Regions from separate parts of the Homo sapiens genome. Here region 2 is linked to region 1. The links are chromatin loops, found by intact Hi-C in ENCODE. Cell type or tissue: dorsolateral prefrontal cortex. All regions are shown on one strand.

The links. Peaks named below come from ENCODE experiments on the same cell type or tissue, not always from the same donor. Only the 100,000 strongest peaks of a DNase experiment are listed, where the experiment ranks them.
Region 2: a loop joins it to region 1, with 2.0 times the contacts of the local background. A loop is called at or near these places in 2 of 110 quality-filtered maps.

The regions. Positions count from the first base shown.
Region 1 is chr10:86,099,585-86,102,084 of GRCh38, reverse strand. The region is part of intron 4 of GRID1 (glutamate ionotropic receptor delta type subunit 1); the gene reads left to right. Among named protein-coding and RNA genes, the nearest start is that of MIR346, 160 kb to the left of the region's middle. In dorsolateral prefrontal cortex, a CTCF peak has its summit at 1,424; no DNase peak of the experiment used is centred here.
Region 2 is chr10:86,347,616-86,350,115 of GRCh38, reverse strand. All of the region lies in intron 2 of GRID1 (glutamate ionotropic receptor delta type subunit 1), which reads left to right. Among named protein-coding and RNA genes, the nearest start is that of GRID1, 18 kb to the left of the region's middle. In dorsolateral prefrontal cortex, a CTCF peak has its summit at 1,120; a DNase peak (open chromatin) is centred at 1,085; H3K27ac peaks cover 1,119 bases.

The DNA.
Region 1 (2,500 bases):
TATGAGGGATGGTCCCCACTTATGCCTTTTGTTCCAGAAGAAATATTCGTTCTCAGAATCATCCTGGTTTGCTCTTTGTGAATGCTTATAGCGGCTTTGTTGTAATAACCGCAAACTGGAAACCATCCCAATGTCCTTCAGCTGGTGAATGGATAACAAACTGTGGTACAGCCATACAATGGAATATTATTCAGCATTAAAAAGGGAGTTTGAGACCAGCCTGAGCCCCATAATGAGACTCTGTCTCTACAAAAAAATAAATAAATAAAATAAAATTAGCCAAGCCAGGCATAGTGCATGCCATGTAGTCCCAGCCACTCAGAAGGCTTAGGTGGGAGGATCTCTTGAGCCAAGGAGATTGAGGCTGCAGTGAGCTATGATTGCACCACACTGCACTCTAGCCTGGGTAACAGAGCAGAGTGAGACTCTGTCTCAAAAAAAAAAAAAAAAAGGAATAATGAAAAACAAACCAGGAACAAACTCCTGTTACATACAGCAACATGAGATAATTCTCAAAAGCATATGCTGAGTGACAGAAGCTGCACTCAAGAGGCCTCATACTCCATAATTTCAATTATGTGATGTTCCTGATTGGCAAAACTATAGGGGCAGAAAACTCATTGGTGTTTTCCAGGCCTAGGGATAGGAGGATTCACTACAAAGAGCCATAAGGAATTGCTGTGGGCAATGGAGCTGTTCCGTATCTTGATTATGGTGTTGGTTACATTACTGTCTAAGTTTATAAAACTCATAAGATTATACATTCAAAATAATGCATTTTGCTATGTAAATTACACTTTGATTTAAAAAACAAGTCCTAGTTAGGGTGATAAATTATACGGTCATTCAACCTCTAACATCTTACCTGATTCATCCTCTCTTTGATGTCACCTCCTGCTGCTCCTCTCCTGGATCTGTTATTCCAGCCACCCAGGCTACCTTGCTGTCCCATGAATATGCCAGGTGGACCCCTGCATATGGATCTCTATACTTGTTTTCCTCTCTGCTTGGAAAAATCGACTTCCAGATAGTCACGAGCCCCTTCTCTCTCACTTCCTTAAAGTCTTTACCCAAAAGTCCCCCTATCAGTCACCAGTGACCATTTAATGGTGCATAACAAACAGCCTCAAGTCTCACTGGAATCCAGCATCTCATGCACCCTACAGGTTGGTGGAGGTGCCTCATCCAGGCTGGGCTTGGTGGGCTCTGCTTCCAGCTGTGGGTCTGTTTGCCAGCATCTCGGCAAGGCCAAGATTGGAAGAGCAGCAGCTACCCAAGAGACACTCTCTTTTGGCCATGGCACAAGCACAAGAAGACACGTCCTGCGTGTGCACATTTCAAGCTTTTGCTTGTGCTATGCCAGTTAACATCCCATTGGCTACAGCAAGTCAAGCTGTGCAGTATACGCCACCTACAGGGAGGGGAGTGAATATTACCAATAATCCAAACAGTCCCCATCACCTTCCCAATGAGGGCTTCTCTGACCAACCTGTGAAAACTTTAGCCCCCAGCTTGCCATTTTCTCTCCCTCCTCTCTGCTTTATTGCTTTCCTAACACTCCTGACTGTATAACTTATTATACATTTCATTGATTAATCTTGTTTAGTTTCTGTCTTCCACTCACTGGAGTGTAAGTTTCACCAGAGCACAAGGACATTTATTTGTTTTTTTTTTAATCCTATATCTCCAGCACCTAAGAAAAATGCTCAGTAGATATTTGACTAAATGATTGAATAGGGTTATGCTAAGAATTTATTGAGATGATATATGAGACATGTTTCAAATACAGTCCTGCACACAAGAAGTGCTCGGTAATTGGAGGCTCTTATATTCTACAGCCTGCATGCTGTTGGGAGAGTCAAGGCTCAGTTATGTGTGTGATTACAATACTTTGCACAATAAGCCTTTGAAGCCAGATCTGCTTTAAGTTTGGCTTCAGAGATAAGGCGCTGAGGCATGGAGAGGCTGTTATTTGCCCAGAGTCACTTGGTGAGTCAGGGTCTCTTTGCCCTGAAGCTCATGCACTTCTCCCCATGCTATGCTGCCCCCACACCTTCCTGCATGCTAGTTACCAGGCTCTGGCCTCCTTCCCTGCACCAGCATCCCTGAGGAGTCAAAATAACTGATGATATTAGAGCCCCAGCCCCATGAGGGTGCTGAAGTTGGCCCCAGATACCCCTCCCAGTTATCTGGAAGCCAGTTGCAATGCAGGGCCTCTGGAACACTGAGGGCTGTCCTGTGCCACCCCCAGCCACCAGTGGCCCCTGTGCATGGAGACCCCAGAGAAGCTGCTGTCTGCAGACTCTGAAGCAGTCGGACCCTGAGGATGGACAGATGGCTGGGCCTCTGGTCTAAGGAGATCACAGACACACATGCTCAGGAAAAGCATAGGCCCCTTCTGCCAGGGGAGAGTCACAGAGGGAGGGCTTGATGGATGGGATGTGGGGAAATTTATGAGAGTCATTTCATTTGGTCTGTGACCCTTTATGGATGACATTGG
Region 2 (2,500 bases), 250 kb before region 1:
ATCTACCCTGGGGCCTTTGCACATGCTGTTCCTACTATCTGGAAGGCTCTTTGCATGCTGGGCCCCTTCTTGGCCTTTGGCTATGCCTCTGATCTTACCTCCTCAGAGAAGCTCCCCTTGGCTCCAAGTAGGGCCCCTATTACTCTACCAAAATGTTCTTTTCCTTCTTTGTAGGCGTCCTCGTCGGCAATGATGTTATTAATTTATTTGTGAGGGCCATCAGGTTTGTGAGGGCAGAGAAGTGTCTGTCTTGTTTACTGCCAAGTCCCCAGAGCCAAGCCTGGTATGTGGCTGGTTGGAGGTGTTCAGTAAAAGTCCTTGGATGGGCAACAGGATGGAGGGACTCATGGGAACTCTGCTCTCTGCAACCTCTGCATGCTGCTGCTCCTTGTCCGGTGTTCTTTCTCAGGACCACTTGGGGTCGCACAGCTGCATGTATAGCAGCCCTGTCCTGCCCCCTGTAGGTCTGCCTGTGCTAGCCCTTCCCTCCTGGTCAGCTTCTGCACTGAAGATCTTTCTGGCAAGAAAAGATGAGAGCTGATGGCACTGCCTCTCCCTGGTAATGGCTATTTATATGAGGGCTTCCAAGGCCATGTGCAAAGGGGAGAACCACGCTGGAGATGTTTCCAACACTCACTGGCTGGAGTGGGAAAGTTCTGGAGGCCCCATGCCTCTGTATGCCTGAGGTGTGCCTGTGTGGGCGGGAGAGGGTAGTTGGGGGTGAGTGGAGAAGTCGTGCAGAAGAAATAGAAGCTCACCCGGGCTCCAGGTGCTGGCGGTATAAGCTTGTGCACCAGAACTTGGGTTTCTCTTCTCTTCTCCCACCTGGGAATTTTCTGGTGGCTTAGGAGCCCCTCTTCCCCCAGCAGCCTCCATGGGTGAAATGGGGCTGACATGGTCCTGGCCACTGCCTCTTTCTGGCCAGGGCAGGGGAAAGGGTCCCTGGCCGGGAAGGGGAGGAGCTGTTGCAGGTCTAGGGCAGTGAGCCTGACAGCCGTGAGCTTGGCAGGGAGGTATTGCCCACCAGCTCCCACCAGTGCCTCCCTCCGCACTCCAGGAGCTGCTGACCATTGCCTGTCTGTGAGGACATAGCCAGCAGCCACTGCTGCCACCACGCGGGCCTCTGAGGAAGCAGGAGCTGGACCCTTCCTGGTGAGCAGGGGCTAGAAGGGCTTTGAAGCTCTGTAGTTGTACATGCTCAAGCTTTCTTAGGAGAAGCCTGCATGAGTGCAGCCAGGATGGGATCCACTGCTTTAGGCTACTTAGCTCCTGCCAAGAAAATTAACATTGTTAAAGGCAGGACAGCGAGGTCTGTGATGAGTCTCAGTACGCACTGATCGGCACTGGTGAATGCTTCCGGGAGCTCCTGGATGTCAGGTGCAGCCAGCAGGGGCATGCATGTGGCTCTGCCTTGGCCTTGCCCTGGGACGCTGTCACGTGGACGTGCTACGTGCGTGGATGTGCTGGGACTCTTGCATGCCAGTCCAGGCACTGGCACATAGCAGATGGGCCCCCACTCAGCCTTGCCCCTCAGAGCTCCCCAGGGCATCTTCCCGACACCAGGCCCCTGTGGCTGCTGGCCTGCAGGGTCACACCTGTGCTCAGCATTCAAGTCCTCGTGGTCTGGCCTCTGGCCTGGCATCCAGTCTGCTCTCTCCTGGTTGCCTCCACCCATCCACCCTGTGCCGCAGAGCCCCGTCTCATCCCAGTCTCAGTTCTGTACGCTCTTCAGGAGGCCTTTCCTGGCCGCTCTGCTTCCTCTGCCCGGGCCGGGGCCGCCTCATTGCTGTCATGCCATTCATTGTATCTTTGGTGTCTGGCTTCTACATGCACCTTTGAAGTCTGTGAGCACCAGCACCATGAACTCCTCATCTTGGGACTCCCAGGCCTGTACAGGCCTAGGCACATGCAGGGGTGGAGCAAATGTTTGTTGAGTGGCTGCCTGACTGGACCTCTGACAAGTACACACGAGGACCTGCACACACATACTGCATGCACACTTGTGTGTCCCAGAGAGCTCACAGTGCACACCGGCTGTTGGACTGAGACCCCAGTGATAGGTGGTCCAGGGGTCATCTTCCCAGAGAGTCCCTTCCTGGGGGAGCCTGTCTAGATATGCTGGGAGGTCCCCACTGGGACCATGGGGAAGGTGGCCGGGCCTCGCACCCTGTGGCACATAGGGGTTTCTGCCTCTCATGGCCTGTGGGGAAGTTGTGGCCCACGTGTGTGTTTGTCAGAATGCTAAAGCGGACCATCTGAGACTATCACCTCCAGGGAAACCTGCTGTGGGTCTGAAATCACCCTCCATGTGAGTCATAATAATCATGCTGGTGTCAGAAACTCTCATTTGGGCCTAAGCAAAACAGGGATCATTATTAGGCCATGTAATAGAAAAGGCCAGAGGCTGCATCGCTTCAGGCATGGCTGGATCCAAGGCCCAAATGGTATCCACAGGACTCTGCCTCCGTCTCCACACCCCTTGTCCCTGCTCTCTCCTGTG